2 separate regions of the Homo sapiens genome follow, and region 1 is linked to region 2. Evidence: read pairs that join two places in POLR2A ChIA-PET (ENCODE). Cell type or tissue: PC-9. All regions are shown on one strand. Each heading gives the region's core, and the rest is flanking DNA. Links, peaks and the distances in the headings are about the cores only.

The links. ChIA-PET counts read pairs that join two places held together with the same protein. Peaks named below come from ENCODE experiments on the same cell type or tissue, not always from the same donor. Only the 100,000 strongest peaks of a DNase experiment are listed, where the experiment ranks them.
Region 1: POLR2A ChIA-PET joins it to region 2 with 11 read pairs; 7 of 35 experiments call an interaction of 5 or more read pairs at or near these places.

Annotation. Positions count from the first base shown.
Region 1 is chr2:96,706,555-96,722,178 of GRCh38, reverse strand. LMAN2L (lectin, mannose binding 2 like) reads left to right here. Exons shown (of 8, transcript NM_030805.4): 5 at 10,154-10,315; 6 at 10,409-10,523; 7 at 14,346-14,465; 8 at 14,781-15,624. The coding sequence ends at 14,923. Among named protein-coding and RNA genes, the nearest start is that of LMAN2L, 26 kb to the left of the region's middle. In PC-9, for the core only: no CTCF peak of the experiment used is centred there; no DNase peak of the experiment used is centred there; H3K27ac peaks cover 1,639 bases.
Region 2 is chr2:96,658,375-96,673,998 of GRCh38, reverse strand. FER1L5 (fer-1 like family member 5) reads right to left here. Exons shown (of 53, transcript NM_001293083.2): 10 at 13,628-13,658; 11 at 12,559-12,674; 12 at 12,208-12,331; 13 at 11,732-11,784; 14 at 10,492-10,560; 15 at 5,205-5,248; 16 at 5,031-5,113; 17 at 4,862-4,956; 18 at 3,752-3,880; 19 at 745-922. Among named protein-coding and RNA genes, the nearest start is that of FER1L5, 23 kb to the right of the region's middle. RefSeq lists enhancers at 11,935-12,435, 12,436-12,936. In PC-9, for the core only: no CTCF peak of the experiment used is centred there; DNase peaks (open chromatin) are centred at 8,708 and 9,266; H3K4me3 peaks cover 972 bases; H3K27ac peaks cover 2,317 bases.

The DNA.
Region 1 (15,624 bases), core at 3,618-11,617, 49 kb before region 2:
GGCTAACACGATGAAACCCCGTCTCTACTAAAAATACAAAAAAATTAGCCGGGCGTGGTGGCGGCCACCTATGGTCCCAGCTACTCGGGAGGCTGAGGCAGGAGAATGGCGTGAACCTGGCAGGCGGAGCTTGCAGTGAGCCAAGATCGCGCCACTGGATTCCAGCCTGGGCAACAGAGTGAGACTCCGTCTCAAAAAAAAAAGAAAGAAAGTACACAATAAATGTAATGTGCTTGAATCATCCCGAAACCACCCCCCCTCCAACTCCCCGGTTCATGGAAAAATTGTCTTCCAGGAAACCAGTCCCTGGTGCCAAAAAGGTTGAGGACTACTGGATTAGAGGATAAACAAAATGTGATATATTGTTATAATGGAAATATCAGCAATGAAAATAAGTATCACTGGGTGTGGTGGCTCGTGCCTATAATCCCAACACTTTGGGAGGCCAAGGTGGAAGGATTGCTTGAGTCTAGGAGTTTTAGATCAGCTTGGGCAACATAGGGAGACCCCATCTTTACAAAAAACAAAAAAAATTAGCTGGTCCCAGCTACTTTGCAGGCTGAGGCAGGAGGATTGCTTGAGTCCAGGAGGTCAAGGCTGTAGTGAGCTATGATTGCCACTGCACTGTAGCCTGGGCGATGGAGCAAGACTGTCTCAAAAAAAAAACAAAGTAGGAGTAATTGCCAGGCACAGTGGCTTACACTTGTAATTCTAGCACTTTAGGAGACCAAGGTGAGTGGATCACTTGAGCCCAGGACCTCGAGGTTGCAATGAGCCTTGATCACACCACTGCACTCCAGCCTGGGTGACATAGCAAGACCCTGTCTCAAAAAAAAAAAAAAAAAAAAAAAAGACTGAAAGAAATTAAGTATCGATATGTGCTCCAACATGGATGACCCATGAAAACACTATGCTAAGTGGAAGAAGCCAGTCACAAAAGACCCACACATTGTATGATCCCATGCATATGAAATGTCCAGAATAGGCAAATCTGTAGAGACAGAAAGTAGATTAGTGGTTGTCTAGGGCTGGGGTAATGTGGGGTGGAGATGAGGAGAGTGACTACTAGTGGGCATGAGATTTTTTTTTGGGGTGATGAAAATGTTTTAAAATTGGTTGTGGTAATCATAATCTTAACTCTGAATATACTAAATGCCATTGAATTATATACTTTAAGTGAATTGTGTGGACTGTGAATTATATCTCAGTGTTGTAGTTATTTATTTTATTTATTTTTTTTGAGACTGAGTCTCACCCTGTCGCCCAGGTTGGAGTGCAGTGGCGTGATCTTGGCTCACTGCAACGTCCATCTCCCAGGTTCAAGTGATTCTCCTGCCTCAGCATTCCGAGTAGCTGGGATTACAGGTGCCTGCCACCACGCCTGGCTAATTTTTGTATTTTTAGTAGAGACGAGGTTTCACCATGTTGCCCAGGCTGGTCTCGAACTCCTGACCTTGTGATTTGCCCGCCTCAGCCTCCCAAAGCACTGGGATTACAGGCGTGAGTCACCGCGCCTGGCTGTATTGTAGTTATTTTTTAATGTTGATTAAAAGATCACCAGTGGGCAGGCACAGTAGCTCGTGCCTATAATCCCAGCACTTTGGGAAGCCAAGGCAGGAAGATAGCTTGAGTCCAGGAGTTTGAAACCAGCCTAGGCAACATAGCAAGTCCTCATCTCTACAAAAAATCAAAAAAAAAAAAAAGGTAAAGATAACCTGATTATCTTGCACTATCAAGTCATCAGCTGATGATCATCACTTTCTCACACAAACCTACCCAGATGTTGGTGAAAAGTTGCAGGGAAGTCAGTAGCAATCTTGGAGCTACAATGTGCTTCCGTTGAAATCAGAGCGTAATGAATGAGAAGAGGCCTTCCTGGAATGAGAGCACAGAGTGTAACCGTTGCGGTCTTGGCCTTCATTCTTTTCTGTGAGATGTTTGGGCCTCACCCCTGGGGAGGCAGAAATAGCTAGAGAGTGGGGAGAAGAGCTTGGGAGTTGTTTTTGAGGTATTCCCCATACTTTGAGATACTCCTCATACTTTTTTTTGATGTGATGATTGTTTTTTCCTCCTTTGAACTGGAAGAAAATTTAACAATACCATGCCATCCAGTTAAAAAAACATTTCCTCAAGTCTTTTTTTTTTCTTTTGAGACTGAGTCTTGCATTCTATCGCCCAGGATGGAGTGCAGTGGCACAGTGATAGCTCACTGCAGCCTCGAACTCCTAGGCTTAAGCAGTCTTCCTGCCTCAGCCTTCTGAATAACTGGGACTACAGGTGGCCATCATGCCAGGTTAATTTTTACTTTTTTTGGCCAGGTGCAGTGGCCAATGCCTATAATCCCAGCACTTGAGGTCAGGAGTTCGAGACCAGCCTGGCCAACATGGTGAAACCCTGTCTCTAATAAGAATACAACAATTAGCTGGGATATGGCGCATGCCTATAATCCCAGCTTCTTGGGAGGCTGAGGCAGAAGAATTGTTTGAACCTGGGAGGCGGAGGTTGCAGTGAGCCGAGATTACGCCACTGCACTCCAGCATGGGCAACAGAGTGAGACTCTGTGTCAAAAAAAGAAAAAAAATTTTTTTTTTTTTGTAGAGATACGGTCTTGCTATGTTTTCAAGGCTGGTCTTGAACTCTTGGACTCAAGTGACCTCCTCCCTTGGCCTCCCGAAGTGCTAGGATTACAGGCATGAGCCACCACACTCAGTCCCCTTAAGTCTTTGTCTTGATGAAGACACTGATCCCAAAGTGGTCTCTTTACTGTTGGCAGAGAGAATTTTAACATGTTTCTTTTCTGAGACAGTGAAAGAGGGAGAAAGGAAGAAAGCAAGGGCCAGTGCTCCAGAGGATGCTTATTCCTGGGTTAGTTCTTTTCTTTGGGCTTTGACCCTTTCGAGACTCTGATTAAAGTGTTGGACCCAAGAAAGAGGCATGTACACAGAAGAGTTGACATGATTTTAGGAGATCTGAAGATCTCCTGTTCTATAGAATTGATGGCTCTTCTCATTAACAAGAAGTATTGACATACTATCAGAATGATGGTCAGCAGTGAAATAAAGACATACATAATGGGCTCTATTCTGAAACTTGGTACTTGTAATCTGGGTGGGTAGGTTATAAAGGTCAGTGCTTGGGGCACACCTCAAATTTAGTCTCCTGATTTTGGAGTACTCTTTATTGAAGTCCTCAAATTACTTGATTTGAGGACTAAGATAAATGAGATTGAGATCATTCCGTGAGTTTCTTAAGAGAGCGTGATGATATTCAATTATATGAAGGTTTCCAGACCTGGAAGTGCCACTTTTCTGTGTCCTCCAGTTGAGAAGCTGTGAGTCCTGGGGACAGAGTCCCTAGCATAGCTTTGTGGGAGTCTGGGGGCTTACAGAGCAAGGGCCTTCTCAGGCTGCCTAGTAATGTGTAACGAATCTCACTGATCTTCTTTTCACTTTAAATAGGATGGGTATTGTCTCCTCTTTGTCTGGATTTCTGCATAAAGGGCTAGATGAAGATTATTGTAGGACCAGCAGCTTATACAGCTTTGAAAAAGTGACAGGTCTACGTGTGTAAGTGACAGTGTGTTCCGCTAGTGATCCCAGGGAGGATGAAATGGAGGTGTGGTGGGAGATGCTTCACATTTAGTAGCATCTAGTAGAAGGCATTTGTTTTGTTAATTATTTTTATATACATTACAGGAGAATTAGAAAATGCTGAAAAAACAAAAGCGTACAAACATCTTTAAAAACAAAGACATTGTATCATGTTGTAAATACTGTTTTTAAAACCTTTTTAAATGTTTAAAAAATTGCAGATATATAGAAAAATTGAGAAAAGCAGAAAAATTGTATGGTAAATACTAGATTCAGATTAATCTTTATTTGATAATAATTTTGTGCTTATGATTAAGTTATAAGAATACAACCGGCCACGCACAGTGGCTCACGCCTGTAATCCCAGCACTTTGGGAAGCCAAGGCGGGTGGATCACCTGAGGTCAGGAGTTTGAGACTAGCCTGGCCAACATGGTGAAACCCTGTCTGTACTAAAAATACAAAAATTAGCCGGGCTTGGTGGCAGGTGCCTGTAATCCCAGCTAGTTGGGAGGCTGAGGCAGGAGAATCGCTTGAACCCGGGAGGTGGAGGTTGCAGTGAGCCGAGATCGCGCCATTGCACTCCAGCCTGGAGGACAAGAGTGAGACTTCATCTCAAAAGAAAAAAAAGTTGGTCCTTTAGGGGGAAAAAATATAACAAGAGAATTTTGGAATGTTCTTCACCCAGATTTCCGAAAATGTTAATGTTTTACTACATTTGCTTTGTCCCTATTTTTTTTTTTTTTTTTAGAGACAGAGTTTTGCTCTTGTTGCCCAGACTGGCGTATAGTGGCACGATCTTGGCCCACTGTGGCCTCTGCCTCCTGGGTTCAAGCGATTCTCCTGCCTCAGCCTCCTGAGTAGCTGGGATTACAGGCATATGACACCATGCCCGTCTAATTTTGTATTTTTAATAGGGACGGGGTTTCTCCGTGTTGGTCAGGCTGGTCTCGAACTCCCGACCTCAGGTGATCCACCTGCCTCGGCCTCACAAAGTGCTGGGGTTACAGGTGTGAGCTACTGCGCCTGGCCGTCCTTTTTTTTTTTTTTTTTTTTCCGACACAGGGTTTGGTTTTGTCACCCAGGGTGGAGTGCAGTGGCACAATCACAGCTTAGTGTAGCCTCAACTTCTCAGGCTCAATAGAGCCTCCCATCTCAGCCTCCCAAGTAGCTGGGACTACAGGTGCATGCCACCAAGCCCAGCTATCTTTTTGTAGAGATGGGGTTTTGCCATGTTGCCCAGGTTGGTCTCAAACTCCTAGGGTCAAGCAATCCTCCCACCTTCATTTCCCAAAGTGCTGGGATTATAGGTGTGAGCCACCACACCTGGCCATCCTTTTCTTTAACCTCTTTCTTTGTGTGTGTGTGTCTGTGTGTATGTGTCTTGCGTGTATGTTTGTGCTTGTGTGTCTTTTTTTCTGAACTAAGAGTAAATTGCTCTCATGATGTCTCCTTAATCCTAAATACTTGTGTGTGTGTGTGTGTTTAAAAAAAAAAGTTATTTTATGTAGCCACAGCACAGTGATCAAAATCAGGAAGTTAACATTTGTAACAATACCATTATCTAATCTGCAGGCCTTATTCATATTTCACCTATTGTCCCAATATGTCCTTTATAATGAAAGAAAGTCCCAGATCCTGTGTTGTATTCAGTTGTTACTCTCCTTTAATCTGGAACTATTCTCAGCGTTCTCTTTGTGCTTCAGAGTACATACTGTTTAGACCTGATTTTAAAAAAATAATACATATGAAACATTTTTCCATATTGAGAGATATTGAAAGCAGTGTATCCCAGTGATTGAGTCAGGGCTCTGGAGCCAGAATACTTGGTTTCAAATCCTGATTTCACTACTTAATGCCTGTGTTATCCTGGACAAGTTTTTTACCTGTGAAATGAGGAGTACTGATACTACCTCATAGGATTGTGAGAATTAAATGCAGAAGGGCTCATTACTGAGTTCAGTGCCTGGCACAGACTAAGTGCTCAATAAACACCAGCTATTATTCACACCATTCAGTGGATTCCTAAGGGACATTTTGCAAACATCTTAGTTCTGTTCTCTCTTCCTCTCCCCTCCTTCACTTCTTCACATCTGGGTTCCCAAAAGCAAATGGTCAGCTTACTAGACAATGGTATGGTTTGAGATGGAAACACTGCTCTAAAAGAGTGGCTCCTAGATGCCAGTGTATGAACTCCAGTTGTGTGGTAACAGAGTTTTCACTGGTGCAAGAATCATAATAATGAAGTTCTTTTTCTTAAGTGCTAAATGTATTCAGTTGTTTCATTATGAAATTACATTGTTCTCTCTCATCTTTTGGTGTTAAAGTGTCCCTTTGTAAAATGATGTTTATTATAGATGATTGTTCTGTCATTATTGTATTTTAATATTTTTAGTAGGCAATAAAAAGAAGCCAAATCTAATACTCTCCAAAATATTTTTGGAAATATTAATGGTTGATCACAGCCAGTGGTCTGGGAATTCGTGCTTTAGAAGATGTATGTTTGGCTTTGTGTTTATATATATATGAGTACCTGTGAACGATATTTGTATCTAGAAATACACTAGTCACTGATTGAATGTTTATTGACTCCCTCCTGAACACCAAGACATTGTACTAAATGCTTCGCATATCTCATTTCATCTTCATAATGAACCCTGTGAGCTTTGTATTGTTCTGTTTACAGTGAGGAAATAGAATCTCAAAGAGGTGATGTAATCCACCGAAGGGTTACACAGCTATAAGTGACATAACTGCAGTTAGAACTCAGGTCTCCCTAATTACAGAGGCCATTTGGAATTTTAGCCTAGAATCCATAAATCCACAAGCTAATGGGTGTCTTTTCCATCGAAATATGCTGAAGATACAGTTATCCCGTAGAGGTCTTCAAAAAACACTTTTTTAAAAGTAGTCTTGTAGTACAAAAAGTTGAAAACATTTCTCCACCCTTTAAACAACAGTCCTTTGGATGATAAAACAGGTGAGAGTTTCTCCTTTCTGGTGACTCTTAAATTAGGAATAAAACTACCACCTTGCCTGAACCAGTGTGATTCTTCAATCTTTGGTTCTAACTTACAGAGTGCTTTCTAGGGGAAAAACAAAATTGCTCCTGTGTGAAATTAGTGGTTATCCAAGAAATACTTCCAGGAACTCTTGACTAGGCGTAGAAAATAAGATGGCATTTAGTGACTTACACTAATGTGAGGTTAAAAGTTGAAGGCCAACTCGTGTTGCCGAAGTAGACAGATTCTCTGTAGTTGCAAAGCTGTGAGGCTCCCTGTCTGGTGCAGCGTTTCTTCAATTTGGCTGCACATCACAGCCTTCTGTGGTGCTTTTTAAAAATACATAATCCTGGCTGGGTGCGGTGGCTCACGCCTGTAATCCCAGCACTTTGGGAGGCCAAGACGGGCAGATCACGAGATCAGGAGTTCGAGACCAGCCTGACCAACATGGTGAAACCCCATCTCTACTAAAAATACAAAAATTAGCTGGGCATGGTGGCGAGCGCCTGTAATCCCACCTACTCATAAGGCTGAGGCAGGAGAATTGCTTGAACCCAGGAGGTGGAGGTTGCAGTGAGCCAAGATTTCGCCACTGCACTCCAGCCTGGGTGACAGAGTGAGACTCCATCTCAAAAAAACAAACAAAAAACAATCCTGCACCCCACTCTAGCCATACGAATGAGACTCTTTGACTGAGGGACCCATGTATACGTGCAGTTAACAAGCTCCTTCAGGTGCTCCCAAGGTCCAGCATGCCTCTGGCTGTTACCTGGAACTGGGTCCACACCAGCCTTGGGAAGAGTAAGGCACCCTTAGGCTAAGGATTGCTGTCTCTTTATTATTTGTTTATTTTCTAAGCAAGCTAACATAGGAGATTGCTATCTCTTTAAAGTTGCAACTTAAACTTCTAATCAGGGTTACTAGAGGTGATGAGTGAAGGAAGCCTTGGGCTCATCAGAGCTCCACAGGGCATTTTTAATCCCTTTTTCTTAATTGTCACTGAAATTATGAGCATACTCTCAGATGCCAGTTTCTGTAAACTGCTTGATAACATGCTCACCATTTCCTTGTTCTAAATGGTAGTTGTTGAAGATTAACTTCATGCCAGTTTAATCATCCACGGATTGATGTCATGCCTTTCTGTGTCCTGTATGAATTCTGCCAGTGGTGTTAAGAGGAGGACGGCAGGGGATCTGCACTGCAGCCTCGGACTCCTGGCTGTGGCCCATGGAGCCCAGTGCCGTGGGTGCTGCCTTGCCTCATGGCAGCCTCTTCTCACAAGCTGTGATTCTGACTGATCTGTTTCCAGTTCCTTGAATGTGCCACCCTCATGCTTCTTGTGCCCTCAGATCTTTTGGTGGACTCCCTCTAATTACTTGAGTCTCAGCTCAGATATTGCCTCCTCAGGGAGAGGTTCCCTTGCCCATCCCTTGTATTACCTATTTTATTTTCCTTATAGCATTTTTCACTATCTGAAATAATTTTATTTGCTTCTTTGTTGTTTGTTTCTTCCACTCTGATCTTAATTCCATTCCTGTCTGTCTTGTTTCTCTTTGGACCCTCAGCATCTGGAACAGTACCTGGCTTGTAGTAGGTGTTCACCGTATTAAAGGAGTGAAGGGTTTGAGTTCTGTACCCTCGCCTACCTGTCCCACAGGGCAGAGCTGAGCTGAGCTTGTGTAGGTACCTCTTGTCGCTAATGGCTTAGAACTGCAGCTGTTTGCTGGAGCAGAGCTTAATACCCTCACGCCTGATGATTTTCTAAATCTGTCATTCTGCAATGCCTCCATGGAGCTTCTTCCTTGCCTATGTGTGGTAGGTTAGAATGACAATAGTTATTTGGGAATATATGACCATAAGGCTCAGTTAGAGGGTAAGTGATCCCTTTGGATTAGAGTTAGTTTCATAGTCTCTCAAGTGGCAAGATTTTGGTCTTCTGGGCAGGAGCTGTTTCCTGAGATCCTGGATAGTAAAGGATGTCTTGAATTTGGAAGAATTTAGCCCTGTTGTCTCCTCTTTCCCCTTGCTATAGAAATACAGTAGGCTGGGTACAGACAAACTTGAGACTGACTCCCAGAGACATAAGTGCGGCGTGCCTGGACAGCGTACTGCTATGTGTTTTATAAAGTGCCTTCCAAAAGCTTCAGGACCCTCTATGGGTTAGAGCGGTCTTCCTAGGGGACCCCTTTGAGAATCTGATATAGTAACAGACCCTCTCCTCAGAAAAATGTACAAGCACCCGTGCATATGGTTTTGCCTATCATCTTGAGGGTGCAAAGACTTCACGGATGCCCTTCAGGGACCCTAAAATTCTGTTTGGGGATTTAAGTTGGTTTGTTCATCCATCACAGCTGGGTCATAGCTCTTCTGTGGCTGTGTCTTTCTGACTTGGTCTCCTGTCTTCTGTGCCCTCTCTTGTTTTTATCATAACCTGCTGGACCCTCTCAGGCCCAGAAGAGGCGATATTCTCCAGGAGTCCAGGTACTCAGTTCTTGGCTCATCATGAGCATCCCTCATTCCCATGTGTCCATCCAACATTTGTTGCTGTTTCAAGTCCATGTGGTTGTCTCAGGAGTCCCCGGTCTCTGGTCTCGACTGCATCTCCATCTTGCATGTTAACCATTTGGGACAAAGGGACAAATACTCCCCAAAGGAGTGGCATGCCTCATGTTACCCCTTCACCACCTCACTACCCTGCCTTTTTGCACTGCCTTGGCATTGGGCTTGTTCTGGAATGATTAGTTCGCCATTTCTAAGGAAGAATTGCTCCTACAACTCTACTGGGGAGAGAGGGCCCCTGAAATAGATGGGAAAATGAGTGGCTTATGGGAAAACTTGCAATTTTCTCCCTGTTAAGGGAGAACCTTGCCCTCTTATTATTATTCGGAGAAGTTACGTGTGGAGGAGGCTTAAGTGGGCTGGAAAGTCTTTTGACTAAGGACAGTCATTGTGGCTGGCTGAGCCCATCCAGCAACCCCGTTCCATGTTCTGAGTTCTAATCCATTTAGCCTTATATGCTTATAGAATTTTAGAATTGAAAAGAGCTATCCTGAATGGAAAGATTCCCCTGCTCAAACAGGTATTTTCAGAATACCCGCTGTGTGCAGAACCATGGTTGGGAGGAGATGGGGCTGAAGTTTAGACATATGAAGACGTGATGAATGAATTTTTTCTTCAAGAAGCTTATGTGGCAGTTGGGGAGATAGGTACATATACACGAAAAGGAAACCCCTGGTATTAGGCGGCACATAAGTGCCAAATGGTGACCTTGGGGCATTCAAGTCAGACTCCAGCGTCTTAGGAGGACCACTTCAGGCCCACCCCAGTTCAGGAGCCAAGAGAATTACTGAAGGCAAATACCAAGTGTAGTCGCTTCCTGGGCCCATTTCCCTTGAGAGACCATCTGAATGTGGGCTCTCAGGGGCTGCTGACAATGAGGTCGAGTGGCTGCCTATTCTGCTGTAAGGGGCTCAACTTGTATGTGCTGAATTCCTGTTGCTGTTTGTACAGGCGTTCCTATGTGCTCTTCCTTAGTGTCTGCTTCCCCCTCTCTGCTTTCCAGCGGGTATTCCCCTACATCTCAGCCATGGTGAACAACGGCTCCCTCAGCTATGATCATGAGCGGGATGGGCGGCCTACAGAGCTGGGAGGCTGCACAGCCATTGTCCGCAATCTTCATTACGACACCTTCCTGGTGATTCGCTACGTCAAGAGGCATTTGACGGTGAGAGTCCTTGTCCTGGACCAGATGGTGGTGTGGGCTGTGTCGCTCTTGCTCCCATGGCCTGACCCTGATTTATCTCTCTTTTTATTCTAGATAATGATGGATATTGATGGCAAGCATGAGTGGAGGGACTGCATTGAAGTGCCCGGAGTCCGCCTGCCCCGCGGCTACTACTTCGGCACCTCCTCCATCACTGGGGATCTCTCAGGTACTGCCACGCGCACTCTTGGTTTGCCCTGACTGAGGCCTCTTCTCAATACCCACACTTCATTGAGGCCTCTCACAGGGGAGAGCCAGAGGAGCGGTGCTCTGGAAGGAGGTGCCTCAAGACTGCTTCTCCTTCTGCATTCTTATATCCACATTCCTTAAAAACCCACGCCAGGCTTTCCTAGTACAGTTGTCACTAGAAGATGGTTGGTGCTAATAGAAAGCAGTGTTTGTCCCTTCATTAAGCTGGCTCTTCTAGCCTGTATCGTGAGTTCCTTGCTTTCTGATTTCTGCTGTCAGGCTCCTCTCCTTCCAACCACTAATGTTCCCCGTTCCCCTTCCTTAACAAAGCTTTTCCTTGACTTTGCCGTCCCTCTTCTGACCCCAGACTCTCCTTTTGCTGAGACTTTTGAATGTGTTGTGTGTACAGATCCTTTTGTTTCCTAGCTGTCCACCTCCTTAACATGCTGACTCAGACCTGTGCTCTATCTTGCTAGTACACTAACACCATTCTCATGAAAGGTCATTCTGTTTCCTTGCCATATTCAGTACTCTATTCTCGTTCTCACCCTTTGTCCTCCTCAGCTCATTTAACCCATTACCCTGAAACTCTTGCCTTCTTGACTTATGTGACATTAACAGCACCTGGTTCTTTTACTTTTCCATCTCCTCTTGTTTCTTTTTCTACTTATGCCTGATTCGTAGCTTCTCGTTTATACACTTACTCTCTTTGCTTGAACCCCAATCATAACATCTTTTGGGAAGAGAAAAGGAACTGAACTTCTGTTTCTTTTGATTAATATAATTTGTTCTGGATAAAGCTAGTTTGGAATAGAAGTTTCTTGTGGCAAAATAGAAAGGCAGATACCCATCTGAAAAAGCCGACAGCTAGTGAGCTCCAGCCATTGTAGCTAAAAGGAAATGTCAGCTCAGTGAGGCTAAATCTTCCAGTTTTTCAAGAGCAGTTGGAATTCTGGATTTTTTTTTATATATATATATGGAGTCTCGCTCTGTCGCCAGGCTGGGGTGCAGTGGCGCCATGTCAGCTCACTGCAACCTCCACCTCCTGTATTCAAGCGATTCTCCTGCCTCAGCCTCCCAAGTAGCTGGGACTACAGGCGCGCCACCACGCCCAGCTAATTTTTGTATTTTTAGTAGAAACGGGGTTTCACCATGTTGGCCAGGATGGTCTCCATCTCGACCTTGTGATCCGCCCGCCTTGGCCTCCGAAAGTGCTGGGATTACAGGCATGAGCCACTGAGCCCAGCCTGGATAATCTGGATTTTTAAAATGCAATCTGCTGATCTTTAAAACTCTGGCATCTGATTTTTTTAAAATCAACTTTACTGAGGTGTGCTTTCCATACAACAGAAGAATACAGTTTGAAGAGTTTTGACAAATATTTACACCTATGTAGTCACCATCACAATTAAGATATGAATGTTTCCATCACCTGCCAAAAGCCTTATTATCCCCCTTTGCAGTATTCCTCCCCTTCTTGGATTCCAGGCAACCATTGATCTGCTTTCTGTCATGCAGAGAGATTAGTTTTGGCAATTAGGTTCTAAGTACCGAGCAGGCCAGACCTGTGGGAAAAATTTAGTCTCGGCAGGGGGATAGGAGGCATAGGCTGGAGATCTTTGCTATATAATCTCATTATATGACTACACATTTTCCTTTGAGCTTACAGGTTTCTGGGTTAACCTCCTGACGTACTTTTTAATGGAAAGTCCCCAACTGTCAGAAATGGCAGGGGAGAATAATTTTTTGTTTAGTCTAAGTTTTTTGCCCTAGGTCTTTAGTGAGAATACCCAAGTTAGTAAGTCTGTGTTCTCTGCCCATAGGGTATCCCTAAATGCAAGTTGTTTCTTTCTTTTGAGGTCTTTCTTGTTGCCATCCTCTTACTTGTTGTATAGTAGGTTGTTGAAAACTGCTGAGAAAGTTAGGATGTTTCCCAGCCGTTCCAGGCTTTAATGCCCTGCATTGCATGAGGAGCATTGCCCTGGCCTTTTATCCTGTCCCATGGTTTAAACTGAGCTCTGACAGTTAACATTTTTCCAACAGAAGATGAATCCAGTTTTTCACTACCTGGGAATCTGCTAAAGATTCTAGCAGTCCAAGCAGCTGTGGATGCTCTCCTTATAAATGACCAGAAATCCAGGCCCCAGTCAGTAACCAACCTAGTAGCAATGAGCACCCCTAGCACTCAGATTTGTGGTCTCTAAATACCAATTCCCCCTAAAAGGAACTGCAGCTTCCTTGAGAAATGGCTGATGCAGGGTTTGAGGTAGGAAATCTATAAGTTGGAACTTCCCAGAAAAGCAAGGAAGTTATAAAAAACTTCTGGGTTTATGTAAAGAGACGCAGGAGCCAAACTGAATAGGCTCCTACTTGACAAAGACAGGTGAGTTGAGCATCAATAAGAATCTAACTTCAGGCCAGGCGCGGTGGCTCACGCCTGTAATGCCAGCACTTTGGGAGGCCACGGCAGGTGGATCACCTGAGGTTGGGAGTTCGAGACCAGCCTGACCAACATGGAGAAACCCCATCTCTACTAAAAAAAAAATACAAAAAATTAGCCGGGCGTGGTGGTGCATGCCTGTAATCCCAGCTACTTGGGAGGCTGAGGCAGGGGAATTGCTTGAACCTGGGAGGCAGAGGTTGCAGTGAGCCGAGATCGTGCCATTGCACTCCAGCCTGGGCAACAAGAGCAAAACTCTGTCTCAAAAAAAAAAAAAAAAAAAAAAAGTCTAACTTCAGTGCATTGCAACACATCAGATATGGTTAAATGTAGGAGTTTATAATGATACTTTAAAGAGAGAAATCTAGTCCCTAATTGCTTGATCTTCTCTCTGGTAATTATTAGGGAGATTAAGAGTCACAAGTACAAGAAGCCACAGAGAAACAGGCATAGTCTAGAAGGGCAGTGTATCCCATGCCCATAGCTGTGCCCTGCCCATGGCCCATTAAACAGCGGCCATGAGACCTTTTCCTGTTGTACGTGTGTGTGTGTGCACGTGTGTGGTCTTCACCAGCGGGGAAGCTGCAGTCCTACTTTGTCTGTTCTTACTGTGCTGGAAGGTTTAACATATGGGATTTAATTGTGGTTTTATCTCCAAATTTTTTAATTATACAGATGCGTCTTGACATACAATGGCGTTATGTCCCAATAAACTCATTGTAGGTTGTAGATATTGTAAGTTGAAAATGCATTCAATACACCTACCCTACTGAACATCATAGCTTAGCCTAGTCTACCTTAAATGTGCTTAGAACATTTACATTAGCCTACAGTTGGGCAAAATCATCTAACACAAAGCCTATTCTGTAACAAAGTGTTGAATGTCTGATGTAACGTATGGAATACAGTACACGATGCAGTACTGGTTGTTTACCCTTGTGATTGTGTGGCTCACTGGGAGCTACAGCTCACTGCTGCTGCCCAGCCTCAGTACAGAGTGTTGTACTACACATCGCTAGCCTGGGAAAAGATCAAAACTCAAATTTTGAAGTATGGTTTCTGCTAAGCGCAGATTACTTTCACACCATCATAAAGTTGGAAAATTGTAAGTCGAACCATTTTAAGTCAGCGATCTTCTATACAGGTAATGCATGCTTGTTGATAAAAACTTAAATACAGAAGATATAGAATATGCCTTGTTCCCCATCCTTATTTTTAGTTGCAAAATGGAGAGGTTTCAATTATTTTTTCAAGGTCACTGCTGGTTAGCTGTGGATCAGAGGCTTGAACTAAGATACTGACTTCAAGAAACATACCTCTTTTTCAAGTGGCACAAGTCATCCTTCTTCCATTTTTCTTCAGATAATCATGATGTCATTTCCTTGAAGTTGTTTGAACTGACAGTGGAGAGAACCCCAGAAGAGGAAAAGCTCCATCGAGATGTGTTCTTGCCCTCAGTGGACAATATGAAGCTGCCTGAGAGTGAGCACAGGGGCCCGCGGGAAATGGTCCCATAGTTGGGGAGGAGCTTGCAGTGCTGTACCCATAGCTCACAGGGCGGTCTCTGCTCTGTGTTCTTCTTCTGAAGGGTAGGGAGCACTTTCATCTGCCTTTCCCCTTCAAGTTACAGATGAGCAGCAGGAGGGCCGCTTTGTTTCTCAGTTGGAAAGAGGGGGTCTAAGCTCTGGCTTCCCAGAAGTAGGTGTCAGAAACTGGGGGCCGGACAGCCTATAGTTTGATCCTTCCCTATTGGGTGGGCTCCCTGTTTTCTGACTTGCTTCTCTCTTGCTTCCTCAGTGACAGCTCCACTGCCGCCCCTGAGTGGCCTGGCCCTCTTCCTCATCGTCTTTTTCTCCCTGGTGTTTTCTGTATTTGCCATAGTCATTGGTATCATACTCTACAACAAATGGCAGGAACAGAGCCGAAAGCGCTTCTACTGAGCCCTCCTGCTGCCACCACTTTTGTGACTGTCACCCATGAGGTATGGAAGGAGCAGGCACTGGCCTGAGCATGCAGCCTGGAGAGTGTTCTTGTCTCTAGCAGCTGGTTGGGGACTATATTCTGTCACTGGAGTTTTGAATGCAGGGACCCCGCATTCCCATGGTTGTGCATGGGGACATCTAACTCTGGTCTGGGAAGCCACCCACCCCAGGGCAATGCTGCTGTGATGTGCCTTTCCCTGCAGTCCTTCCATGTGGGAGCAGAGGTGTGAAGAGAATTTACGTGGTTGTGATGCCAAAATCACAGAACAGAATTTCATAGCCCAGGCTGCCGTGTTGTTTGACTCAGAAGGCCCTTCTACTTCAGTTTTGAATCCACAAAGAATTAAAAACTGGTAACACCACAGGCTTTCTGACCATCCATTCGTTGGGTTTTGCATTTGACCCAACCCTCTGCCTACCTGAGGAGCTTTCTTTGGAAACCAGGATGGAAACTTCTTCCCTGCCTTACCTTCCTTTCACTCCATTCATTGTCCTCTCTGTGTGCAACCTGAGCTGGGAAAGGCATTTGGATGCCTCTCTGTTGGGGCCTGGGGCTGCAGAACACACCTGCGTTTCACTGGCCTTCATTAGGTGGCCCTAGGGAGATGGCTTTCTGCTTTGGATCACTGTTCCCTAGCATGGGTCTTGGGTCTATTGGC
Region 2 (15,624 bases), core at 4,625-12,624:
GACAGGTAGGGAAGTGGGATGCCCAGAAAGGCTCAGAATGGGTGATGAGACAGTAAAGATGAAAAAGATGAAAGTGAGACAGCAGTGCTCTGCAGCAGTGGTACTCAAACTGGAGCATGCACCCCAGTCACCTGCAGGGCCTGATAAAACACAGACTGTGGGGCCTCTTCCCCAGGTTATTGGATTCTCTAGGGCTAGCGTGGGGTCAAGAATCTGCATTTCTAACAAGTTTCCAGGTGATGCGGATGCTGCTGGCCCAGGGCTTGCTCTCTGAGAGCCGCTGCTCTATAGTGCCCAATATAGGTGTGCAATAAGTATATATTGGATGAGTGAATGAACGGCTGGAGGGGTAGTTGGTTGGATGTTGGGGTAAGTGGGTGGGTGGGAGTTGAGTGGCTGAATGGATGGATAAAAAATAGATGGATGCGTGAATTGGTGGGTGGAGGATGGATGGATGAGAGGTGGTTCAGAGTAGGGGAAAAGATGGGGTTGGTGAAGTTGTAGTGTGGAAAGCAGTGTAGAGAAGGACTTCATGTCAAGACCTAGTTTCAACTCATGGGTTCACCACCTGCTAGCTATAGTTTGGCAAATGACTTCACCTCCCTGAACCTCATTTTTTCATGTGTGAAATATAGGTAAATAATGCCTATGAATCTTCCATGAGCTAATACCCCTGAGAGAGCCTAGCACAGGGCCTGGCATGCAGTGGCTGCTCTCTACTTATTGCCTGAATCTGACAATTACCATCATATATCACTGGGCTGTACGGTGTGCTTGAGACTAGAGGCTTGTAATTCAGGTCCATCTTGTTCCCATAGTGACCGATGCTGACCTCGAAATGGATCAGCTCTTTAAAGTTGGGCATCATGGTACAGGAAAGGAAGATGACGCACAGCCCATACTTTTGGCGGTTCTGGTGCTTCTGAAACAATAACCGCCCCCACCCCCCATACCCAGTACATAAGCCAAGGGTTATATTGACAGGCAGGGAGGCAAGGATGAGGTATCTTTCTTTCAAAGCCATCTTCCCTTCTCTCCCTCTCAAAGGCCTTCAGAGGCTCCCTCGCACCCTGCTGATCCAGGGCAGTTCCTCCAGGACTTCCATCATCTGGCCCCTCCACCCAGCCAGCCCTGGCTCCCTCCCTTCCTGAAATCAGGTGGCTGGGGAGGGGGGTGGTCTCCTCCCTTGTTAGGGTAGGCTCTGAGTTGGGCCACCCCATCCCCATTCCAAGTAGAGATGCTTCCTCCTTTTTGCCTAAACCCTTTCCCCCAGAAGACACAATGTGGATAGGGGTGTAGGGCTGAGGTTTTACACACACACACACACACACACACACATTCATACTCCCAGAAAGGTTGAACCTTCCCACTTCCTGCTCCAGCTGCCCACTATGCCCCCAACTTCGGCTGTTCTCACCAAGTGCTTTCTTGGGCCTCCTGTCCATTGTATCAGCCCCTCTTGTTTCTGTTGCCAACCTCTGCCCCATTCTTGCATTCCCCCGGTCTGTTCACTAGCTCAGGTTTCCCCTATTGAAAAAAAATAACTTTCCTTCTCCCATCTGAACCCCTATTTAGCTACCACCTGTTCTCATTTCCTTTCACGTTAAAAAAATTTACTTTTGAGGCCAGGCGTGGTGGCTCATGCCTGTAATCCCAGCAGTTTGGGAGGCTGAGGCGGGCGGATCACAAGGTCAAGAGATCAAGACCATCCTGGCCAATGTGGTGAAACCCCATCTCTACTAAAAATACAAAATTAGCCGGGCGTGGTGGTGGATGCCTATAATCCCAGATACTCAGGAGGCTGAGGCAAGAGAATTGCTTGAACCCAGGAGGTGGAGGTTGTGGTGAGCTGAGATCGCCCCATTGCACTCCAGCCTGGGCAACAAGAGCAAAACTCCATCTCAAAAAAAATTTTTTTACTTTTTTTTTAGAGATGTGGTTTCACTATGTTACCCAGGCTGGTCTCAAACTCCTGGGGCTCAAGTAATCCTCCTATCTCAGCCTCCCAAGCCCAGCTTTTCAATCAGGTTTCTTAGAAGGTTTGTCTCTGTGCACTGGCTCCTACCTCTCCCTCCCATCTATGGCAGCCCAGCTTCTCTCCTGACCTAAGGCTACTGACATCTTCCTAATAACCAGCAGATATCTCTCAGTCCTCGCCCTTTCTCTCTGCCACATTCAAGATTGCTGGTCACTCCTTTCTGCAAATCTCCACTCCTGAGTCCGCCTCTGCAGGCTCCTGTCCAACCGCTTCTGCAAATCCCTTCTCCTCTTTCACCTGCCTCTTAGACTGTGGCATCCTCATAGCTTCCCTCTCCTTTCATTCCACCTACTCTCCTCAGGCAATTTCTTCCACTACCACAGGTTCAAACCTTGGTGTGTTGATGTCACATCCCTGTGTCTAGTAGGCTCCAGAGCTGGTCTATGTGGATGTCTTACATCACATGTCAGAGATGGGTTTCATCATTTCCCTCATATCTGCTCCTTCTTTAGAGAGCCCACCTTGGTGCATTGCACCCCTGACCACCTCGTCACCCATGGCAGAAAATGGGCCTCAGTAAGGGGAGTCAGCCTCACTTACGTTCTGTTGGTCACTGGCTCTGGCCATTCTGTTTCCAAAGGGTCTCTGAAACCTACCCACCTCCTCTCTAGCTCTCTGCCAGCAAGGCTGTATTCCTGTTTCTCTTGACTGGGTGACCCCAACTTACTCTCCTCCAGTCCATTGCTACTGCTCCTCCTGCCCCTTCCTGCCTCAGTAAGTAGCCCTCCACTGGCTTCAGGAAGAAACCCAAATCCCTTAGATTGTTTTACAAAGCCCTGAGAAACTAGGTCACGAATTAACACAATTTCTCCTTAACCATATCAGGGATTCCTTTTTTTTTTTTTTTTTTTTTTGAGATGGAGTCTCACTCTGTCACCCAGGCTGGAGTGCAGTGGCATGATCCTGGCTCACTGCAACCTCCACCTCCTGGGTTCAAGAAATCCTCCTGCCTCAGCCTCCGAAGTAGCTGGGACTACAGGCGCAAGCCACCATGCCTGGGTAATTTTTGTATTTTTTTGGTAGAGATGAGGTTTCGCCATATTGGCCAGGCTGGTCTCAAACTCCTGACCCCAAGTGATCTGCCCGCCTGAGCCTCCCAAAGTGCTGGGATTACAGGTGTGAGTCATCGTGCCCGGCACAGATTAGGCATTTTATTTTTTATTTTTTATTTTTTTCAGACGGAGTCTTGCTTTGTTGCCCAGCCTGGAGTGCAGTGGCACAATCTCTGCCCACTGCAACCTCCGCCTCCCAGGTTCAAGTGATTCTCCTGCCTCAGCCTCCCTAGTAGCTGGGACTACAGGCGTGCACCACCATGCCCAGCTACATTTTTTTTTTTTGTATTTTTAGTAGAGACAGCGTTTCACCATGTTGCCCAGGCTGGTCTGAAACTCCTGGACTCAAGTGATCCTCCCTCCTCGGTCTCCCAAAGTGCTGGGATTACAGGCGTGAGCCACCGCACCTTGCCCAGATTAGGCATTTCTTAAACTGAAACCTTATCTTTTCCATCAGGGTCCCCCAACCACCGGGATTTGGTGCAGCATGAAGCCACTAGCAGGGCCTTAGTAAATAATCAGGCCGATTGATCAGGCATCCTTACACACTCAACAGCCAGTGGCCAGGGCCTCTCTACACGGTCAGAAACTGGGATCCACAGTAGATCCGGGGCAGACAGGGCTCTTGTTTTTCCCTGGGTTACCTGTTTCCCGCAGTTACCTCTATCCTGGTCACTTCATGGGAGAGATCCTTTATCGTGGAGTCTTGATAGGACTTGATTTGGGTGATTAACTCCAGGAAGACTCGGCCTCGATAAGCTAAACCATCCCTAACAGAGTCGGGAATACACTAGGGCAAGCGAGAGGAAAACGGAGAAAAGGGGTGAGAGAAAAAGAACAGGCCAATCTCCTTTGAAACCCCTGAGGCAAAGACAAGGTTGTCCAGTCACTGCCTGCCCGGGGCTTACTGCAACCACAATCCCGGAGAAGAATTCCAGAAACCTCCACGCCGGGAAACCTCTGGGCATTGAGCCCTCTTCTGCACCCTGGGATCCTGCCTGCCCCATGGAATACCGTGCTCCCACCATGCTTCAGGCTGGGTGGTAACTGTGATTACCACTGAGTTTGCACTACCCGCCTGGCCAATCAGAGCCTGCCCTGCCTCCTTGGCAACTGTGAGCCACGGGGAGCACACATGACCTAAGGAGGACAATTAGAATGCTTCCCTGGCCTTCCCTGCTGGAGGCTGTGTGGTGAGGTTCCCAGCCGGGAAGTCTGACTGAGGCAGGAGGGAATGAGGCAGGGGGGAAGGAGAGTGAGGACCTCCTAGTGGCCTTGAGGACCAATGCCTGTGGTTCTTCCTCAGCATCCTTCCCTGCCTCGTTCCTTCCCAGGGCCTCTTTGCACAGTCAGAAACTGGGATCCACAGTAGATCCGGGCGGACAGGGCTCTTGTTTTTCCCTGGGTTTAAGCCTGTTCGAGTCGGGTTTCTGGCATTTACCGCCATTCCTGAATAACCTCATGCTTCCTCACACTTGCCTGTGCTGTGTCCTCCGTCCTTCGCGCCCTTCCCACCTGCTGAAAATCTTACCATGGTCTCCTCTCAAAGCCCCTTCCTCAGGGAAAGCCCAGAGCTTCCGCTTGCTCCTTTCTTGTGCCCCCACGCCTGTCCCACATGCACGTGGCTGCTCATGGACAGGCTTCACGTCCTCCACAAGACCCCGAGGGACAGAAACCAGGGCCGGGGCCTCGGGGCACGTCCCAGGCCCTAGTGCTTTACATGGGGAAGCTCTACCTCCACTGTACCCTAGAGCTGATGTGAGAAGCTTACAGCGCCTTCTTCCTGGATCCTGAAAGGGGCCTTTTTACCCCCATGCAGAGTCAGGAAGCTGGGGCCAAAGCAGGGCAGGAAGCCGGAGTACACTCCTGGAAGGAGAGAGAGTGAGAAGGGTCGGGCGCAGGACGAGGGGTGTAGGAAGTGGGCTCGAGGCTTTGCTTGCCTTCTATCTCTTCTCCGGTGGACGAGATCTGGTTGAGGGACAGGCTGGCAGTCCCAATCTCATCCGGGCAGTCCTTCTTGCGGCTAGAGAGAAACACACTCCTCAGGCTGAGCCCCCGGCCCAGCTCTCATTTCTTCCTTCCCTGTGTGCTTCAGCCTCCACCAGGTTGCTCACCAGTCCAAGACTCTGAACTTGATGTAGCTGGAGAGGCAGGGTAGCTGTGGAGGGAAGGAGAGAGGTGCGGTGGGTACACATTGGGATGGTCTGGCCCTCGTGGAGATTTTAAGAACAGGTAGGGAGTCGCGGGTCTGGGAGCAAGTCCTGGCTCAGTTACCAGTGAGCCACTTCATCATAGAAAAGCTGGATTTTGAACCAAGCGAATCGAGCTTTGGCTTTAGGGCCTCTTGTTTTCTGGGGGTTTGCTTTGTTTTGTTTCAGACAGGGTGCTGCTCTGTCACCTAGACTGGAGTGCAGTGGCATGATCATAGCTCACTACAGCCTACACCTCTCAGGCTCAAACGATCCTCCCGCCTCAGCCTCCTGAGTAGCTGGGACTACAGGCACCTGCCATCAGGCCCAGGTAATTAAAAACAATTTTTTTTTTTTTGTAGAGACAGGTGCCTTACTATGTTGCCCAAGCTGGTCTCGAACTCCTGGGCAAAAGCAATCCTCCTGCGTAGGGCTCTCAAAATGTTGGGATTAGAGGTGTGAGCCACCTCGCCCAGCTGGGCCTCCCATTTGAATAGGCCCCTTGCAAGGTCCTGAGAGGGGCCTGGAACTTGTCACATGATCGTTTTGTATTTTTGTCTTTAAAATGGCCCTCTGGACAAGCATGGTGGCTCACACCTGTAATCCCAGCACTTTGGGGGGCTGAAGCGGGCAGATCACTTGAGCAGCCTGGGCAACATGATGAAATCCTCTCTCTACAAAAAATACAAAAATTAGCTGGGTGTGGTGGCACTCACCTATAGTCCCAGCTACTCAGGAGGCTGAGGTGGGAGGATTGCTTGAGCCCGTGAGGTTGAGGCTACAGTGAACCATGATCGTGCCACTGCACTCCAACCTGGGTGACAGAGTGAGACCTTGTTTCAAAAAAGAAAAAAAAGTCCCCTAATTGCATAAGCTTCAGGCCCCTCTGACACCTGAGTCTGCCCTGACTGTGGGCTGGTAGATATTACTGTCCTCATACAGCCCCTCGCAGTCTGAATGCACATTCACCAAACCATCTCATGGAGAGGCCGTGGGCCTAGAATGTCTTCATCATGTCTAGCCATCAACTTTTTAAACAGCAGTATATCTGTCTCCTCAAAGAATAAATAATAAACCAGGCATGGTGGCACATGCCTGTAATCCCAGCACTTTGGGAGGCCGAGGCGGGCAGATCACCTGAGGTCAGGAGTTCAAGATCAGCCTGGCCAACATGGAGAAACCCTGTCTCTACTAAAAATACAAAATTAGCCGGGTGTGGTGGCGCATGCCTGTAATCCCAGCTACTCGGGAGGCTGAGGCAGGAGAATCACTTGAACCCGGGAAGAGGAGGTTGCAGTGAGCTGAGATCGTGCCATTGCACTCCAGCCTAGGCAACAAGAGCGAAACTCCGTCTCAAAAAAAAAAAAAAAAAGAATAAATAATAATAGCTGCCTCTTTAGGAGGTTTCTGTTGCCCCTGGCTTGTGCTAAACAAATTCCATAGACCAGCTGAGTGGGCTCTCCTAAAAACCTCATGAACCAGGTGCTATTATTATTCCCATTTTCATATGGGAAAGCTGAGATCAGAGAGGTTGAGTTCCTGAAGTTCTCATGCTACATGCAGTTGCCAAAACCACTCTGCTGTAACCCCTTGAGGACTGTGATTGTCCCTATAAAGAGATGGGGAATCAGGCCTAGAGAGGCAGAGGGACTTGCTCAAGGTCACATAGTAAGGGGTGGAGTCAGGATTCCTACCCAAGCTTCTGTGTCCCATCTCCACTCTGCATTATGGTTTCCTCAATTATTTTTAAAAAGAAAGAAAGAAAAGAGGCCAGATGCGGTGGCTAATGCCTGTAATCCCAGTACTTGGGAGGCTGAAGTGGGAGGATCACTTGAGGCCAGGAGTTCAAGACCAGCCTGGACAACATATTGAGACCCCCATCTCTACCAAAAATACAAAAAATCAGCTGGGCATGGTGGCTCATGCATGTAGTCCCAGCTACTCAGGAGGCTGAGGCACAAGAATTGCTTGAACCCAGGAGGTGGAGGTTGCAGTGAGCTGAGATTGCGTCACTGCAGTCTAGCCTGGGCAACAGAGCAAGACTGTCTAAAAAAAAAAAATAAATAAATAAAAGAAAAAAATCCATGTGTCCATGTGTAAAATAGAGCTGCTGGGTTGAGGCCAGAGTGGGACCCCAAATCCTCAATCCTCTCAGCTGGGGCCTCTTCTCCTTACAGCAGTTCTTGGGATGTGGCTGGGAACCTCCCAGCTTTCCATTTTCTTCATCCCATTCTCCCTGGGTCCTGACAGCTAAGGGGCCAAGGAGAAGAGGAAAGGGCTTTCCAGGTGAGCAGCTAGTCAGTAAGAAAGGAGGAAATTGCCCAGGTTAAGGAAGGACATTGGAAGGGGAGAGATCGGCACCAGAAGGCATCCAGGTCTTCCAAAGTTAGGAGTCCTCCAAGTTCAGATTTATGGCGGAACCACCTTTCCATCCATCCTGCTAATAATTCTCCTCCTGCTTCTTGGTTCCTCATCTAGTGTGCTGCCTCCCCTTCTGCCCTGGGGCCCTCGGACTGACCATTGGTACAGGCCAGTTTTCTGCAGTGCCCTGGGCTCTGCTCCCCTTCTGACCACCTGGCCTCAGATGCTGCCATCTGTGTGGCTGGCTGTTCTGCCTCTTCAGAGAGAGGTTCACACCTGCCTGCTGCATTTCCAAAGGGCTAAAGGCAATCAGGCCAGTATCCAAAGGGCCCCACCCTGGAGACTGTGTTCTGGGGAAAATGGATGAGGTTCCAGGGGTGTTTGAACATCTTCAAATGTTGGAAGGCCTCTCTCAGGGATGAGGGAGGGCCTGGCCTGTGCCATTGGTTCTGAGCCTGTAAGAAGATGAACAGGGCCGGGCATGGTGGCTCACACCTGTAATCCCAGCACTGTAGGAGGCCAAGGCAGGTGGATCACCTGAGGTCAGGTGTTCGAGACCAGCCTGGCCAACATGGTGAAACCTCGTCTCTACTAAAAATATGAAAATTAGCCAGGCTTGGTGGTAGGCACCTGTAGCCCCAGCTACTCATAGCTTAAACCCAGGAGGCAGAAGTTGCAGTGAGCCGAGATCGCGCCATTGCACTCCAGCCTGGGTGACAAGAATGAAACTCTGTCTCAGAAAAAAAAAAAAAAGATGAACAAAGAAGATGAACAGAAGATGAAAAAAGAAGATTTCCCAAGGCTCTGAACAGCCACAGAACATCTGAGGATCCCAGCCCTGTGCCCTCATCACAGGCCGGAAAAGGTGGGAGGGAGCTTGGCAAGGATGGGGGATGGACTAGGCCTCCTCTGAAATGTCTTCCTACTTTCAGAGTCTATAAAATCATCCAAGGAGGCAGGGATTATGAGGAATGGTTGAAAGTGATGACTCACAGGAAGGCAGACTGGGTAGCTACTAGAAGCAGCAAGGAGGGGAGTTCACAGGAGGGAGAAGGGGAGCGCATTAGCTAATTTTGTATTTCACAATGTAAGGTATGAGGAAACAAAACATTCTCTGGGTTGCCAAGTCCATGTCACACAAATTCCTGTGTGCCTGCACTTATGAGAGAGCTCAAGTTATCTCTCAGCTCAAGTTCTCTCTCAGAACTGTGTTCTTATTTTACACACTGCTCTTAGAAGCCTGACTTAGAGTCAAAAGGCCAGTAAGACTCCGCCTTCAAGAGAACTGTCATCCACAACAGCTGATAGGTGACGGAGACAGATTGAAAGGCGATCAAAATCAGACTACAGAACCCCAAAAAGAAAGCATCTCAGAGCCATTTAGTGCAGGAACAAGTAGCCCGGTACTGCAGATAGCCCAGGATAATAACTATGTTCCCATAATGGCTCCAGGCCATCAACAAAAAGCTCTAATTATATTCAGGGCAAAGTTGCTGAGAAGATAAGAAAATGTATATTATCATTTAAAATGTGTCTTTAAAGGGATTTGTTTTGTTTTTATATGTGGGTGAAAGGGCACATTTAAGTTCTCTGGAAAGTTCAGTTGTATGACCCACTCATTGCTTAATACATCTACCATAGAATCTAGTCATTCTGCATCTACATATTTACCTAAGAGAAATGAAAGCATATGTCTATGCTAAGGGTTGTACACAAGTGTTTACAGCTTCATTGTAACAGCCCCAAACCGGAAATGTTCATAAACAAGGAAAGGGATAAGCAAACTGTGGTACATCCATACAATGGAATATTACTTAGCAACAAAAAGGAATAAACCACTGATACACAGCAATGGCATGAATGAATTTCACAATAATTATGCTGAGTGAAAGAAGTCAGACAAATAAGGGTACTTACTGAACGATTCCATTTCTATGAAACACTAGGAAATGCAAGCTAATACGTAGTAACAGAAAGCAGATTGTTGGTTGCCTGGGGATGGGAGGGGGTGGAATAGGAATCACAGGGAGGGATTCCCAAGAGGCATTAGGCAACTTTTGGAGGTGATAGATATATTCATTATGTTGATTGTATGATGGGTTTCCTGGATGTGTACATATTTTAAAATGTATCAAATTGTACATTTCCTTTCTTCCTTCCTTCCTTCCCTCCCCTTCCATCCCTCCTTCCCTCCCTCTCTCCTTCCTCTCTCTCTCTCTCTTTTCTTTTTTCTTTTATATTTTCCTGAGACTGAGTCTCCCTCTGTTGTGCAGGCTGGAGTGCAGTGGCTTGGCTTGGGCAACAGGTTGTTATCACCTACTTAGCTGAAGTGTTTGCTCAAATAAGTAGGTGATACTACCTCGGCTCAGCTCACTGCAACTTCCACCTCCGGGGTTCAAGCAACTCTCCTGCCTCACCCTCCCGAGTAGCTGGAACTACAGGCGCATGTCACCACGCCCGACTAATTTTTATCTTTTTAGTAGAGTCTGGTTTCGCCACTGTTGTCCAGGCTGGTCTCAAACTCTGGAGCTCAAGTGATCTGCCCACGTCAGCCTCCGAAAGTGCTGGGATTACAGGTGTAAGCCACCGTGCCCAGCCAAATTGTACATTTTAAATATCTACAAGTCATACATACCATTGACATAGGTACGTCAATGATAACTCAGTAAGCTGTAAAAGGTAAAGTTTTCCATAATATGTCCTGGGCTTCCTCATGCTCCCTATCAGGCAGAGTCCCCCTTGCCATGCTTTTTGGCCCCCACCCTCTGTCTTCACCCCCACACAATCATCCAAACTTCCCTTCTATGTTAGGGGATGTGGGAGAAGGGTGGGCATGATGGAGGAGCCATACCTGAATCCGGAAGGTCAGGATCTGGTTCCATATCGGGTTGTCGGTTTGGGTCTGCATGTGTGTCCTGAGCTGGAATGTCCCAAAGCAGTGTTGGTGCCAGCCTGCCCCCTCCTCCCTCCACTGACCTCACCTTCCAGCTCTTCCTGTCCAGCCTCCCAGTGGACACCACAGCACAGAGGTGCTTGGGCTAATCCCTGCTCTCAAGACACCTGCACAACTTCTCAGCAGCAACAGCGCCAGTCCTTTGTGTACTTACCCGAGGTGTTTGCCAGATTCAGATTCCTCATATTTTTCCTTAAGTCAGCTTTCAATAGACTTCATTTTTAAATAGATATAAGGCTACTGACCTTACTATATGAGTGTATAGACATATATTTTGCTAGATAAATTCTGAGATCCCAAAAGAAAAATGGGCAAAAACACAGCTAATGGCAGCAGCATGCCTGTTTTAAAACCGTCAGTTGAGTTTATGTGTAAGCAGTGGTATCTGTGGAATCAAGTGTTACTTGGCCTTATTAAACTTTTTAAGGTACACTAAGATGAACACAGAAGTATCAAAATTTTTGAGAACTGCGTGTCACTTACCACCTGAGAACGTTTCACCTAGCTTTGGGGGTACCCAACCACTCACTGGGAAATACTCAGTATGGTGGTTTTAAATATGTTCACAAATTCTTTGGTACTCCTCCCTTCAAAAGATAGACATTATTTTCTCTCCGCTTATGTGTGGGCTGGATTTAACGACTTGCTTGCAACAAATAGAATATGGTAGAAATTCTGCTTGGCAAATATGGAAAATATCTGTTTAACTGTAACCTAGCATTGTCCGAATTTGAACATAGGACCCTTTTTTACCCATGACACCCATCAGCACACTTTGGAAAATGCTATTCCGTATTCATAGAGGTTCATGGAATGTCAGCAACTCTCTTGCCCAGAACCTTCGTTTACACATGAAGAAACTGAGGGGTGGCGACAGTTTCGATGGTGTTCACTCATTGGCATGTTTCATTCACGCACTCATTCTTCCACGTGTATTTGGTTTTTGGGGGGCATCTGGCATGCAGAGAATAAGACGTGGCCTCCGCCTGCACAGAGTTCCAGGTGCAGGGGTGCATACTTCTCTCAGTGGGTGACTGGGAGATGATTCCTGTGGTCTTGCCCACCAGGCCACCCTCCTCTCCAAACTACTTTCTCTAGATGCCAATCTCTCTGGGTCTCAGAATATTTCTACACTTACCTTTTCCCCAATTAGTTCCACCTCCAACTGAGGATTCACTGACTGGTGTTTCTCTATGAACAACAAGTTAAAAGATATCTGAGCCAGCAGCATTTTTCAGGAGGAGGAAATAGGGTGGCGACAGAACAACTGAAAACCCTCCCCTATAATTTAGAGGGGTGCCCCCTGGGCAGACCTGTCTCCAGTTCCCACCATGCCCCTTCTTCTTCCACACAATGGCATGGGGTGGGGGGACATAGGGAGCCTTGAGTTTGCATCTGGCCATCATAGACAGGCTGGGGGTGTGAGACCCGTTTGAAAGGGTGTCCATGGCACCTCCACAGGACAAGTCTGGGAGCAATTCCAGTCTCACCCTGTCCCCCCTACCCCAAACAGTAGTTTAGTGCCAAAAGGAATGAGGAAACTCCATGAGGATCCAGGGTATCACCGTGTAGGGAATCTCAGGGCTGCTCCCTCCCCTGCACCCAGACTCTAACTGAGGTGAAGGTCCTCTGCGCAGTAGATGAAGAGCTGTAAGTAAGCCATGTTGATCGGGACTACCGCTGACTTGAAGATCTGAATATCGGTGTCATCGGTGCCATAGAGCAGCTTTTGATCTATCTGGAGAGACCAGAGAGCTGATATAGTCAAGGTAATGGGGAGGTCACAGGCAAGGACACCAGACTTTGCTTCTCCAACTTCCCACTTGGTGCAGGGGGGATGGGACAACCCTGCAGTGACGCAGCGGACAAAGGAGAGATGTGATGGTCAATATCCAGGGTGAGGCCCAGGGGTGCCCCCAGGAGGCAGCCAGGATAGGAAAGTTTCCGGGGTTAGGGGCAGCTCACCAGGGCCTGGTCTCCCACACCGAGGGCATAGATGGTGACTTTCAGGTAGCCTGTCACACCACTGCCAGGGTTATTTGGCTGGCAGAGGCCTAGCCATTTCCTTAGGAGTGTGTGACCTAGAGAGGCAGAAAGGCCATGGGAGATCTGCCTGCAGCCTCCTTCCTTCTCCCCTGAAACCAGCCTTTGTTTTAGCAGGAGGGGAAGGTGGAAATAGGTCTCAGGCATCCTGCTTTCTATCCAGTGGCAGAGGAAAAGGGGAGTCACTCGTACCACGAAGCAATGATAGCGTGCTCACAAGGCTGCCAGCTGTTGCCTCTAGGAAACAGGGACCCCTGTTTATGCCTTGGGAACCTACTGTTCTCACTGTGGCCTGGTCTGGAACCAGGCACTGTAGAGGCAAGCATTTTCCTCAACCTAGTGTATGTTATAGCCAGGTAAGGTGGAAATTTCCTCTCAAACTTTAATCTTCCAATACTGGCCTCAAAAAATAGAAATCTAACCCAGGATTGTAATATAAGGCTAGCACTTGACCCAAAGGGATGCCCTGAGTTTTTCAGAGAAAAATGCTATTACTATAAATTAAAATAGGCCAGGTGTGGTGGCTCATGCCTATAATCCCAGCACTTTGGGAAGCTGAAGCGGGTGGATCACCTGAGGTCAAGAGTTCGAGACCAGCCTGGCTAACATGGTGAAACCCCATCTCTACTAAAAATAAAAAATTAGCTGGGTGTGGTGGCACATGCCTGTAATCCCAGCTACTTGGGAGGCTGAAGCAGGAGAATTGCTTGAAGCCAGTAGGCAGAGATAGCAGTGAGCCAAGATTGAGCCACTGCACTCCAGCCTGGGCAACAGAGTGAGACTCCATCTCAAAAAATAAAATTAAATTAAAAAATAAGGTAAAATAAAATACCACAATGTACAGTGAAATATTACCAAATACAGAAAATAATTTACAATCTCTAATACTCCCCTCCACCCATGTGTTGGACATATGGGGATTTTAAGATATTCTGACCCTTGGCCTGATTTTTCTCAGAAGACATACATATTTGCCATAAGTATTACCTACCTGGAGAATGGTAGATAAACCCAATATCTGTCTGAAAAGACAACAGTGGGGTGAGGATTAGTTAGGGCCTGCAGCCAAGATTTGTAATACCAACTAACCTGACCCAACTGCTAGCTGTTGGGGCTTCAGTATGTTCTCTGCCCTAACTCCTTTCATCTTTACAGCAGCCTGAGAGGTAGGCCCATTATTACCTCTACTCTGCAGAGGAAGATACTGAGTTTGAGAGAGGTGCCCAAAGTCTTACAACCAGTCAGTGAGAAAGCCTGCATGGAAAAGCTCCTCAACACTGCACTGTGCCACCCTCTCGGCCAAAGCAGCCCAACTCTACCCTACTCCTGGGTCAGGGAAGGGCTCACCGGTCCTGGGGAAGAGGATGGTTAAGGTAAGAGGTAGGAGTTGACAAAGAAACTACGGGTTTTCTCTTTCCCCTTGGAGATAGTTTCTGACACAGAGGTTTGAGGAATGTGGTTCAGGATGGAAGGTGACATATGTGGGGCAAGCTGCCACAGAACATTATGGCCACCCATAATGTGTTCTTAGATACAGCAACACAGCACAACCCATCAAAGAAAAGCTTGATTGGCCGGACGCAGTGGCTCACGCCTGTAATCCCAGCACTTTGGGAGGCTGAGGCAGGCGGATCAAGAGGTCAGGAGATCGAGACCATCCTGGCTAACGCAGTGAAACCTTGTCTCTACTAAAAATACAAAAAATTAGCCGGGCGTGGTGGCGGGCCCCTGTAGTCTCAGCTACTAGGGAGGTTCAGGCAGGAGAATGGTGTGAACCCGGGAGGCGGAACTTGCAATGAGCCGAGATTGCGCCACTGCTCTCCAGCCTGGGCGACAGAGCGAGACTCTGTCTCGAAAGAAAGAAAGAAAGAAAGAAAGAAAGAAAGAAAGAAAGAAAGAAAGAAAGAAAGAAAGAAAGAAAGAAAGAAAGAAAGAAAGAAAGAAAGAAAGAAAGAAAGAAAGAAAGAAAGAAAGAAAGAAAGAAAGAAAGAAAGAAAGAAGGAAGGAAGGAAGGAAGGAAGGAAGGAAGGAAGGAAGGAAGGAAGGAAGGAAGGAAGGAAGGAAGGAAGGAAAGCTTGATAAATTGGACTTCATCAAAATGAAAAAGTCTGCTTTTGAAAGACACTGTTAAGAAAATGACAGTGGCTCACGCCTGTAATCCCAGCACTTTGGGAGGCTGAGGCAGGCGGATCACGAGGTCAGGAGATCGAGACCATCCTGGCTAACACGGTGAAATCCCGTCTCTACTGAAAATACAAAAAATATTAGCCGGGTGTGGTGGTGGGCGCCTGTAGGAGGCTGAGGCAGGAGAATGGCATGAACCCAGGGGGTGGAGCTTGCAGTGAGCGGAGATCACACCACTGCACTCCAGCCTGGGTGACAGAGAGAGACTCCGTCCCAAAAAAACAAAAACAAAAACAAAAACAAAACAGAAAATGAATGGGCTGTCATCCTCTGGAAGAAAATATTTGCAAATCATATATCAATAGTTAGAAAACAAACAATCCAAGGAAAACAAACTAAAGATTTGAACAGTCACTTCACCAAAGAAGATATACAGATGACAGGCACATGAAAAGATGCTCAACATCGTTAGTCGTTAGGAAGGTTTAAATTACAATCACAGTGAAATATTACTACACACCATTAGAATGGCTAAAATAAAAAAGATGGACTAGATCAAGTATTGTGGAGAATGTGGGGCAACTGAAACTCTAATACACTACTGGTGGGCATGTACAGTGGCAGAACCTGTTTGGAATTTTGGAAAAAAAACTTTTAGAAATTTTCCTTAAAAAGTTTAACATACACGTCCGGGTGCAGTGGCTCACACCTGTAATCCCAGCACTTTGGGAGGCCGAGGCGGGCTAATACAAAAATTAGCCAGACATGGTGGCGTGCACCTGTAATCCCAGCTACTCGGGAGGCTGAGGCAGGAGAATCACTTGAACCCGGGAGGCAGAGGCTGCAGTGAGCTGAGATCGCGCC